Linked DNA regions of Homo sapiens: region 2 is linked to region 1. The links are chromatin contacts, found by Hi-C or POLR2A ChIA-PET in ENCODE. All regions are on one chromosome and are shown on one strand. Each heading gives the region's core, a stretch centred on a gene start or an enhancer-like site at or near the end of the contact. The rest is flanking DNA. Distances are from core to core; before and after follow the strand shown. Region 1 overlaps LOC124903374 (a long non-coding RNA gene). Region 2 overlaps BDKRB2 (bradykinin receptor B2).

Region 1 (5,819 bases), core at 391-2,890:
CCCAGGCTGGAGTGCAATGGCGCAATCTTGGCTCACTGCAACCTCCACCTCCCGGGTTCAAGCGATTCTCCTGCCTCAGCTTCCTGAGTAGCTGGGATTACAGGCATGTGCCACCACCATGTGCTGGCTAATTTGTATTTTTAGTAGAGACGGGGTTTCTCCATGTTGGCCAGGCTGGTCTCAAATTCCCGACCTCAGATGATCCACCCACCTCGGCCTCCCAAAGTGCTGGGATTACAGGTGTGAGCCACCGCGCCCGGCCAGCTGGAACATCTTGGACATGCCCTTTCCTCATGTCACAGACAGCTGCTCCTGAACCATGGCAGTCAGCTCTCAAAAATACAAACACAGACAGAATTCTGGGGTCCTGAGTACAGAAGTGTGATCTAGAAGGGGGAGGACAGAGCCAGGTGGACATGTCTTCTGGCCTTTGGAGTCCTTGCCTTGTGGGGAAGGACCATGTAAGAGGAGGACAGGGAGGGCCTTTAAAACAGAGGGCACAGGGCAGGCTCCCCTCTTCCCTGGGCTAGGGGGCCGGGCATGAACTGCTGTTCCAAGCACGGGCAGGCAGCCGCTGTGTGAATCTTTCCATTTTCTCCAGAAAAAACAGAAATCCAAATTTTCTGTTACTGTTATTGTTGGCAACCAATTTAAGTGAGTTTCACAACAAGGTGCAGGCTGAAGACGTTTCTGAGAATGTTCCGCTTGTTGGCCCCATTTCTGGATTTATGGAGTATGAGGACGTCGTCAAAATTTGTTGAACGGTATACACAGTTTTCTTTCTGTATGTTGTACTTCAATGCAAAGCTTTATTCAAACAAATCAGAGCCATGCCCAGTTCCATCAGAGGAGGTCTGAGGACCGGGTTCGGCCTGTTCACCTGTCTGGCTTCTGGCTTAGAAGGTTTGCTTGGCATTTATTTTGGGGGTGGGGCAGGGTGATCCCAGGGAGTTATCAGTTAATTTCCTCTCTGGGACCTCGTGGTTTGTGGGTTATTTCTCGTATGGGAACATGAGTTCCTGAAAGGTACTGGGGGGAATCTCAGAGCTTCTTCTGTTTTTCTTTGCAGCCACCAGCGGGCGACAACCCACTGACCCCAGAGGCTGCCGGGGTCTGTTCCCATCCCTAATACCACACTGACCCCTGCTGGTCCTGGCTCACTGCATTTTTCCATCCGACTGATTTTCTAGGCCCAGTAACTCGTAATTGCCCCGGAGGCAAATTTTGGGAATAAATTAAATGTTTTGGAGTTTCTTGGGCAAGGCAGGATTTTGAATGTTCCTCCAGGGAGTCAAAAATTGAGCGTCAGCACAGGTGCAGACAAACAATACTCCTTGAAGGAGGAGAGTCCAGGTAGGGAGGAGGGGAGCATAGGGAGGGAGGAGGGAGGTAGGGAGGAGGGAGGTAGGGAGGAGGGTAGTGTAGGTAAGGGAGAAGGGAGGGCATCTCGGCCGTGCCACGAGCTCCTCTGAAGGCAGCCCCAGCTCACACGACCCCCTGATGCTGCAGGCCTATGCGTGTAAGGGAGCCCGGGTGCTCACGGCTCTGAGCGGCCCACCAAGGATTCCGCCTCTGATCCAGCTTCTAGCAGCACTTGGAGCCAGCCAGTAGGAGTCACATGGGGCCATCACACAGCCACGTGCCTGTGACTGACTGGTCATCCGTCACATGGTGTTTTCATGTTCACATTTGCCCAGTAGTGTTCTTGTCCCCTCCCCCAAACAAAAGGAACCCTAAGCACACTGCAAGGTGGGGAAACCTTGAATGGATATAAGAAAACCTTCGTCAGTGGCTTCATAACAAGTACCTTTTTCTTTTTTTTTTTCTTTTTTTGCAAATTTGACTCTACAAAAGCACATTATCACAATATTGACATTTTGTATAAGTATTGCCCACGTACGTACGAACATTGAAACTTCCTCAGTAAATGGAGAGATGTCCTTTTTGTACATCTGCACGTATGAAGAATGAAATTTCTCGGGATCTCGGCTCTTTGGTCACCATCATGGTGACCCATCACAGTTTTCGACAGAAAGTCTCAAAATACTTAGTTTGTTCATTGCAGTATCTCAGACGACTGCAGTTAGTGAGCCAGCCATTGTAGTATGTGTTTATACATTTCCCTTTTTCACCAGTTTCATTTCTTTCCTTTTTTTTATTTTTTTAAAATTACACTTTAAGTTCTAGGGTACATGTGCCCAATGTGCAGGTTTGTTACATATGTACACATGTGCCATGCCGGTGTGCTGCACCCGTTAACTCGTCATTTACATTAGGTATATCTCCTAATGCTATCCCTCCCCCCTTCCCCCAACAAGTATCTTTTTCACAGGGTAGAAACAGTCACAGTTGGGTTCAGACCCTGCAGCAACTGGGGCTCTGTGTTTCTCCTCTTCAGGGCTATCTGGATGGACATGAAGGGTTCCATCCTGGGATCCACATGGTTGGCTTACAGAGCAAGAAAAAGGATGGACAAGGCTCGGGAGAGAGGGCAGATGAGACTCAGGGCTGTGGCTGCTGTGGCCAGTGTTTACGATGACTCTGGGCTGCAGAGAGCTCTCTAAGGCTCTGGTGTTAATGTCCAGCTTCTGAAGTCTTGATTGCTAATTGCAATCCCAGGCATCTAATTAATCAATGGAGGATGGAGTGCCTTGGGTTGTGGGGTCTAGAAGAACTGAGTTTGAAGCCTACCCTGTCACTCACTGGCTGTGTGATATTAGACAGGTTGCTTAACCTCTCTGAGCATTAGCTTCCTGATCTGTAAAATGTAGAAGAACATATCTAGCTCTCATGGGAGTTAGGGCCATTTCTTTCAATGTGTTCCCCAGAAACAGACCTGAGATAAGGGTTCAATGCAAGTGATTTATTAAGGAAGTGCTTCTGGGAAACAGGGATGTTTGCAGGAAGCAAAGCCAGGGTAGCAGTTTCAGGCAATGTCCTGCTGGGGGCAGCCTCAGCTTGGTCCTGCAGGGAGCTCCGGGGTGTAAGTTGTTAGAGCCCATTGGAGGCAAAGGAGCTGGGACACCTGTCATCAGTGCCACCATGTGGGAGGAGGAAGGGAGCAAACTGCCTGGCCTTCCTGGCTGCTCCTGTGTGGGCAAAGCTGCTGGACCCATAGCCAGAGGGCAGGCTGCAGGGGTTGCAGTTGGAGACAAAGGCACACTGCTGCTGGGAGGGGGGCACACCAAAATGCACCAGCCCTCCCAGGGCATCTGGGCAGTGCACTGCAGGGCTCCTGTGTGATCAAATTAGAAAATGTATGTGAGATGTCTTAGCTTGGAGAAACAACAGAGATTTATTTCTTGCAGCTTTAGAGGCTGGAAGTGCAAGAGCAAAGTGCCAGCAAGGTTGAGTTCTTCCGGGTTGCAGAGGGCCGTCTTATTACATCCTCACCTGGCAGAATGGGGGCGAGAGAGCTCTCTGGGGTCCCTTTGATGAGAGAACTTTCCATTCATGTGGCTCCACCCTCATGATCTAATCGCCCCCCAAAGACCTCCCCACCTCCCAATACCATCACATTAGGGGTTAGGATTTCAACATAGGAATTTTTTTGCGGGGGGTGACACAAATATTCAGTCCACTGCATGAAAGATTTCTGCAAACTACGAAGTGGGATGCATAATGTTGGTGATGTTAGGCTTCCCAGAGCAGCAGTAATGACAGAGGGCTGTACCGGGGCAGCCCCCCGCCCCACTCTACTGGCATGAAACAAAAATGAGGAGGGAGTTTGTTTGACAAATTGTAATTCTTTGGAGGCAGGATCAGGCTAATTCTGGGGTCAGGTCCGAGGTGTTGAGCCTCATTGGTGGACAGTATCTGAGGCCATCAGAAACCAGCAGATAAGGCCAAAACCAAGGACAATGTGTCGAGCCAGAAAAGCTGAACCTGTGGCTGGACTCAAAGTTCAAGCTTCGAGGGACAAAGGGAACTGGGTGACAGCAGGGATAGAGTGAGGCAGCAGCCAGGCAGGAGAGCCCAGGATGGCCGAGGATGAATAGGACGGCCCCCTAGAGCTCCTCAACCTGGGGGTGGCCATCCCCATGTGGGGTGAAGGCCAGAGTGCACTGAAGGAGTATCGCCAACATCCCTTCTATGACAAGGGGCAGAAACCCAACTCAAACCGGTTCAAGTAGACGGGGAATTGATCAGCTTACATAAGGAGAATCAGATGTGGTTTGATCCACAGGGGTCCGGTTAGACCCAGCAGGAGCCAGTCTCTTTCTTCCCATCTCTGGGCTCTACTTGCTGCACCTCCACTCTCAGCAGCTTCTCTCACAGCGGTGAGATGGCAGCTGCCAAGACAGGCGCACATCCTCCTGGCTTTCCTTCCAGCAGAGAGACAGGGTCCCCCGTGCAGACTGCTTCCCAGTGCTCGCTTACAAGTCAGGACATCTGTGCTGCCTGCATCTGTCTGGTTGTGTAATCACTCCTGGCCCAGCCACTGGGATCAGGGGGTTGCAAGGTCACCACTGCCCAGGCCAGAGCCAGGCACACACCCTGCACATATCATTGTGACCATGGGGCATTCAGGCTACCAAGCCCAGGAGGGATCGAGTACACAGACTGCGGATTGTGGCTCCCCAAGAGGAAATAGCATGCTTTACCGAAAGGAGTGACAACAGATGCTGAGAGTCCAAGACCAGCATGCACCTGCCCCAGCAGCCATGTCTGACTTCTTGAGATAGGTGCTAGGGTGCTAGGCCCCAGCAGCACCTGCAGGAGCCACACAGGGAGGTGCCTTTCCCACTCAGAAGGCTCCAACGAGGTATAAGGCACCACCTGAGCATTCCCTGTGGGCGGCACTCTCCAGCCAGTGTCACCCTCATGCAGACTTTGGCTGGTTAACCAGGTGTCTTCTGAGACTTAATCTCAGGGGAGAACTGGGTCCTGCTGCCCCAACCATGATCATGACACAGGGACTTCGAGCCTGGACCATGAGTACCGTGGGGGCAGGAGCCAGGGTGTATCCTTGCCTGTCCAGCTCAGAGTAGAGACTCAGTGAAGGAATGGATGAATGAATGAATGAATGAATGAATGATGCTATTTCCAAAAGCACTTCTGGGACAAGACAATACTCTGTAAGAACTGAGTACAAAACTCTCTCTATCCAGAAGCTTGGGGTGGCCAGGCACGTTGTCAGGTCACCTCTCTGAACTGTCACCCTGTCCTGAGACACTGGCACCACCTCTCCCCTGGGGATAGGAGTGCCTTGATCATCCTCTCCAAAACCTCATGCCCCTCCCGCTCCAGCCCCACACTTACTTTCTGTTTCCCCCAACATTTGTCTCCATTCCATAGCGCATTCTTTCACTGTTTCTTTCTTTTGGTTTTTCAGAAAGTAAGGCTTGATCTTTATTTCTTTATTGGCTTCTTGTCTACCTTCCCTTTGCCATCAGCAGGGTGGGGCTTTGTTTTGTTCACTATACACCCTGAGTGTCTAGAACAGTGCCTGGCTCATAGCAGGTGCTCAGTCATTGCTTATTGAATGAACAAGTCGATGAACTTCAGTTTTGTTTTCTAAAAACTGGAGGCTTGTCTCCCTGGCGTTCTGGCCTGGAGTGCTAGGCTGGTTAGGAGGCGCCCCTCAGCCCCGGCGCATTTCAGCTTCTCACTATCATGCAGTTACAACCCATTGTCTTCATCTGATCCTTTGCCTCCCCCCACCCCCCACCACACAAGACAGAGAGTAGGTGCCCTGCCTGGTTGTGCTTGGGGCATGGGAGGGGCCGACACAGATCACCTGTTCAGAGGATGGAAAGCTGGAATGGAAAGTGCTTGCAAACCCTAAGGGCAGTGCGGCTCAGAGGCCGGTTGCTGTG
Region 2 (6,086 bases), core at 837-3,336, 130 kb before region 1:
CCACCCCGTGTCTCTTCTCTCCCCCAGGGCTCTGATGGGTGTTCCGTCCCTGAGACAATTTGATGACGCAGTTTCCCATCTCCAGAAATCTGTCTCGCAATCTTGCTAGTCACCTTTGATTTGGGGCTTGAGCCGAGTGTGGCCAGCAGGCTACAGAGGAGTAGCCACAGTGTGCACGCATGTGTGTGCATTTGTGTGTGTGTGTGCATGTGTGTGTTTGTGTGCACACGTGTGTTTGTGCACATGTGTGTTTGTGTTGGTGTGTGTATATATGTGTGTGTGTTTGTGTGTGCATGCATGTGTTTGTGTGTGCATGCATGTGTTTGTGCACACATGTGTGTGTTTGTGTGTGCACGTGTGTGTACACGTGTGCGTGCATACATGAATGTTGGAAGAGCATGGGTCAAGTGCCTGGAGATGTCCCCAGGGGGTTGGAACTACACAAGTCTTGTGGTTTCATGACTGAGGCCCACTCCCTATCAGAAGCCCAGCTCCCACTCTTTACCTTGGACAAGTGGCTTAACTCCTCAGGGCCTCAGTTTCTTCATGTGTCAAATGGGGATAATAATAGCACCTACTTTGTGGGGTTAATGTGAGCACAAAGTACATTAATGATTGCAAAGCCCTTAAACAATACTTCACATGCTTCAAACACTCCAGAAATGCCAGTGTTTCCTTTCCCTTTGTGTGACATCCGGTTTCCATCACAATTTTATTGGAGGAAAGACTCCTGGTAGTTAAGAAGAAAATGCCCAACCTCCCCCAGCCTGTCTTTTGCAGAAGGGAAAACTGAGGCCTCGAGAGGTGAAACGATGTCTACAGCCACACGGCAAGGCAATGCCAGCCTGGAGCAAGAGCCCGGGCTTTGCCTGTCTCTTGCTGGAGTGGCTTTTAGGGGTTTGACCCAGGTTAGAGGGACTCAGGTTCTGGGGCCAGGGCTGTAGCCCTCTCGGACACTGCCCGAGGGGCTTTCTGACTTGAGCATAGGGTTATTAGACTGGACATATTCCTCCCTCCATCTTTCTTCCGCCGTTGGAATTCTTGCCAAATTAACCTTACAGAATCCTGGAGTATTAGTGTGGGAAGGGCTCTTGGAAATTATTTCATCAGAATCCCTCATGCTACAGAGATGGGCATGGAGGCCCAGAGACAGAGGGTGGGCATTCTACCAGGACACACAGCCAGTTTGGCTGAACCTAGTTCCTAGGATCTTGGTATTCAGCCACTTTGTAATTTTTTTTTTTTTTGAGACCAAGTCTCACTTTTGTTGCCCAGGCTGGAGTGCAATGGCACGATCTCGGCTCACTGCAACCTCTGCCTCCCAGGTTCAAGCAATTCTCCTGCCTCAGCCTCCCAGGTAGCTGGGATTACAGGCATGCACCACTACGCCCAGCTAATTTTGTATTTTTAGTAGAGACGGGGGTTTCTCCATGTTGGTCAGGCTGGTCTCGAACTCCCGACCTCAGGTAATCCGCCCGCCTCAGCCTCCCAAAGTGCTGGGATTACAGGCTTGAGTCACCGCACCTGGCCTGCCACTTTGCTTTTTAAAATCGTCCTACAGTGCTCCATTGCAGGTGGAAGACACAGCAGTGTGCTAACATTGTCTGATTGTCAAAACCAAGACCTCATACCCCAGGCCGAGGCAGAGGGGTAGTGGGGGTGGAGAGTGGGGAGCTTACATCAAACCTTAAGAGCAATGGCCTTTGCATGGTGGTCATGATGTCCTCATTCCACTTTCCTGCATGCCATTCATGTATACCAGGAAAAAATAGAAACCCTCACCAGAGAGCAAAACCAAAAACCACATAGAAAGGAAGGCTGCAGGTCTGGAAGAGGGTGTGTTTCCCAGAAAAGCAATTCCTAAGGAACAGCTCAGGCTGGGAAGTGAGCCGTAGCTGGGTGTGTCCAGGAAGGCTGTTTCTCCCGCAGCCTCTCCAGCCCCCTGGTGGTCTCCGGTGTCCTGGGGATGGCACAGGCCCTGCTAGGGTGGGAGTGGAGGGTGGTGGGCGGGGTCTCTGCCTAACCAGTTACTGGCCCTGCTCCTCCACCACGTGCAAACCTGGGCTGTGACCTTCTTCCCACCCAGCTGGGTATACAAAACAAGGAGGAGGAGACACAGTAAACAGAGAACCCTAACTGGTAGGTCACAGAGAAAAAGGAATCCTGAACTGGTTTGGGCCCTGCCCAGCAAGCAGGCCAGAGGAGCCGGGGAGAGCACTGAGCTGGGACAGGTGGAGTTTTATCCCTATCTGCACAGGGTAGTATCTGGGGTCTAAGGGCTTCCCACAACATATCCTAGGTGCTGAAGGGACCTATACTATTGCCCTTTCAGCTCCTGGGAGTCGCTTTCCTGCCCCTTTCATCCGTTCCTTCCTTCATTTTACTCTGCTTAGTGTGACATGGCAGCACAGGCACACACATGGTGGGCAGGGCCAAAAAAAAAATTAGGATATCAAGCGACATCTTAGTGCCACCCTACAAGGGCCACCTCCAATCTCACCTCCTCTAAGAAGCCTTCCCTGATTTCTCAGCCAGCCAAGATCCCTAGTCTGAGACTCTATAGCAAAGAGGTGGAAGGAATATTGTCTAAGGGTCGTAGGCCCAGGACCAGGTGTGCCCTTGGGTAAATGCCTCGGCATCTCTGAGCTTTAATTTCCTCATTGGGAGAATGAGGGGATGTAACAGATGATTCTGGAGACCTTTGTACAACCGTAATGTCTTTAAAGAGGGGGATGCAGTGAACTCCCCATCCTGAGAGGCATGCAAGCAGAGGCAATGGGATCAGCACACTGAGTCTGCAGAGGTTCAGCTCCTCACCCATTGGCATCCAACGGCTCTTCTGGAGATGGGAGGAACAAATCTGTCTTAGCAAGTTCCCCTTCACTGGGTGTGGCACAAAGGAGGCTGCTCCCTGCCTTGCTCCCTGTGGCTTCTGAAGATCCTGGGTCCTGGCCCTGACCTGTCAGTCCTGCTCACAGTCTCGCCCATCTCAAAGCCTCACCCTAGCCATGTGACCTTTGTCTTCTATCCAATTCCGCTCAGGAGGTGGAGCCCCTTGGAATTGAGGGAGTCAACCTTCAGAATTCCAGAGTTCCTGGTTCTGCCAATGTTACGCCTTTTCTAGAAAGGAGCAGGAGAGAAGCATGTTCCTTAGAGCTGATCTGCAGGGAAACGGGCCCAGAATCTCTCAGGACTGGAGAAGCAGAGAAGACAGGAAATGTTGAGCCCTGAGCCCGAGGCAAGAACATTCAGGTCATGCCTGAACTCAGAAGTCAGATGAACTCGGGACATGTCTTGGCTTTGCCTCCACTGACTGGAAGACCTAGGGCAGGTGACTTAACCTCTTGGTAAATAAGGATAACCTCCCTGGAACAAGGCACTGGGAGCACCGTGACAATGTGCAAAGTGCCTGCAACATATCTTCATTTCATTTATATTGTTTCCATATTTTTAAGCACATTACAGAGAAACCCCTGCAATGTAGGGACTAATATTATCATCCCCATTTTGCAGACGAGCAAACAGAGGCACAGCTAGCAAGACTAGAGTTGAGATTTGAACATAAGCAGTCTGGGCCAGAACCTCAGGTGGAGATGATGGTTCTTTTTTTTGCTTTTTAACTTTTTATTATGGAAAATTTGGAATATACCCACAAGTAGATAGACTAGCATAATGAAACTCCACATACTTCACCCAGCTTCAGTAATTACCAACTCGCAGCCAATCTTTTTCTCTATGCCCAAACCTACCTTACCCCTCCTGTAATATTTGCAGTAAATCCTGCATGTCTGTCATTTCATCTGTAAATATTTCACTATTCTTCTCTAAAAGCTAAGGACTCTTATTTCAGAAAGCATAACTAGACAACCATTATCACATCTCGAAGAAACTGACAATAATTCCTAAATGGCATCAACTATCCAGGAAGTATTACAACTTTCAATCATATGAATTTCACGCTACTTTCTTCACAGCTGGTTTTCTTGAATCAGAATGCAAATGACTTTACACATTGGGTTGTTTGATAGGTCTCTTAAGTTTCTTTTCACCTACAGCCTTCCCTGCTATTTCTTTTTTTTTTTTAGATTATAAAAACTTCCTTGTTAATCAAGGCTTTTAACATGAACAGATTTCTTGAATAAAATGGAAAGTTTCCAGTACGCTGAAACATAAATCCACAAGTGACCTTACATACAACACCAGGCAGGAAAAAACAAAAACAGCAAGTTGACATGATCCCTGTAACAGCCATGGTCTCAAACTCAGATGCTTCCTCCATCTGCCAAGTGTGTTCTGGATACAGAGCACATTGTGCCTCCTAGGGTCACACTCAGCTGAGGCTGTGGGTCCACAGAGCACTCATCTGGCTGGGCTATGGTGGTGGTGGCTCTACTCAAGAAGCAAAGCAGTTACCAGCACATTCAAACAGTGTATTGAACATCTTTTAAATATCAAAGTGAGAAACAAGAAGGCAACATAATAATGTTATCAGAAAGATGTTAGGAAGTAAGGACAGCTGTGTAAAGCTTGAGTCTGAAAAGTAGCTCGCCAGCTTCATTTCTTTGGCTTCTTGGGTGGTGGGCGCCGGAACAGCAAGATGTGAGGTTCTGATTCATGGATCATATTATGGACCCATCCCTGACTCTGCTGAACGCCAAGATTCCTCCATTCAGATTCAGACATCAAATGGGTTTTAGGGACCAGCTTGGCTATGTCCTTGGGCAGCATGACATGTCGATACTCAAACTCCTCGTCGTCGTATCTGTCCGAATAGTGAATTTGTTTGTGTGACATGATCGCTCGGTTTGCTAGCCTTCAGCCCTGTGCCGCCAACCTCCAAGCAACTCCCAACAGCACACCCTTCCTTGCTATTTCTTACTGTCTTTTCTTCCAACTTCCAGTTGTTTGTTCTACAGAATTTTCCATAGCCTAGAGCGGTCGGTGATGTCCAATAGAACTATAAAGTTAGCCACAGAAGTAACTTCAAATTTTCTAGTAGCCACATTAAAAAAAGTAAAAAGACACAGGTGAAATCAATTTTGGTTATATATGAGATATAATCAAATATATCCAAAACATTATTTTAATATGTAATCAATACAAAAAGTCATTGAGTTATTTTATATTATTATTTTTTCCTGCTAACTCTTCAAAATCTAGTGTGTATTTACACTTAGCATACCAGTTTGAAGCAGCCACCTTTCAAGTGCTTGGTGACTGCATGTGGCTGGTCACTGCCATATTGGAGAGTGTGCAGCTCTGGAGTTTGACCATTGATTGCATTCTTCTCACAACCTGTGATATCGTGATATATTAGGAAATACATATTTGGTCTTTGACACCAGTTCCTGACACGGAGCTCCTAACTCCCTTGACATTTCTAGATGATAGGCACATCTTTTGTTCTAATGAGGTGGCTCTTGGTGGTGGCTGGATAGGCTCAGGATGGGGGCTGTCATCAGAATGACCAGGCCATGATACAAAGCTTGGAACTTTCACCCCACATCCTCCAGGAAGGGAAGAGGGGCTGGAGATTGAATTTATTATCCATCATGCCTATATGATGAAGCCTCCATCAAAATCCCTAAAAGACAGGATTGGGAGAGCTTCCGAGTTGGTGAACGCAGGGAAGTGCTGAGCTGGTGGTGCCCCCAGAGACAGCACCGAAGCTCCAGGCCCCTGCCCCACGTGTGGGTCTGTGCCTCTCTTCCACCTGGCTGTGGCTGAGTGGTGTCTTTTATTATAAGTCAGTAATGTAAGTAAATGTTTCCCTGATGCTGTGAGCCATCCTAGCAAATTACTGAACCCGTGGAGGGGGTTGTGGGAACCCTGCCTTACAGCTGGTTGGTCAGAAGTGCAGGCCACTTGAGACTTGCGATGGGTTCTGAAGTGGCGGCAGTCTTGTGGGACTGAGCTCTTATCCTGTGCTGCCTCCGGGCAGATAATGTCAGAACTGAACGGAATTGTAAGACAATTTCTGAGGAAATAAACCCACACATTTAATCACAGTGGCATCGAAAGGATTGAGTGGGAAACTGTTTTCCCTACACAGAGCCCTCAACCCCTATGACCCACTCAATCGTCCT

Evidence for each region. Hi-C counts contacts between places; a loop is a spot of excess contacts on that map. ChIA-PET counts read pairs that join two places held with the same protein, here RNA polymerase II (POLR2A). Pooled maps may share reads with other maps.
Region 2: a map of mammary epithelial cell shows a loop between it and region 1 (8-fold over the local background). The contact joins two enhancer-like sites. A Hi-C loop is called at or near these places in 1 of 168 maps with a recorded cell type or tissue (mammary epithelial cell) and 3 of 50 pooled maps. POLR2A ChIA-PET finds 5 or more read pairs at or near these places in 5 of 52 experiments (AG04450, HEK293, IMR-90 and 2 more).

The regions. Positions count from the first base shown.
Region 1 is chr14:96,096,057-96,101,875 of GRCh38, reverse strand. It overlaps LOC124903374 (a long non-coding RNA gene), which reads right to left. Exons shown (of 2, transcript XR_007064321.1): 1 at 4,155-5,819; 2 at 2,843-3,235. Among named protein-coding and RNA genes, the nearest start is that of C14orf132, 60 kb to the right of the region's middle. RefSeq lists an enhancer at 4,415-4,916. Within about 2 kb of position 1,640, at least 2 of the 41 ENCODE cell types and tissues checked have a DNase peak (open chromatin) inside an H3K27ac peak, as active enhancers do.
Region 2 is chr14:96,221,816-96,227,901 of GRCh38, reverse strand. The region is part of intron 1 of BDKRB2 (bradykinin receptor B2); the gene reads right to left. It also overlaps the pseudogene CKS1BP1. Among named protein-coding and RNA genes, the nearest start is that of BDKRB2, 20 kb to the right of the region's middle. Within about 2 kb of position 2,086, at least 9 of the 41 ENCODE cell types and tissues checked have a DNase peak (open chromatin) inside an H3K27ac peak, as active enhancers do.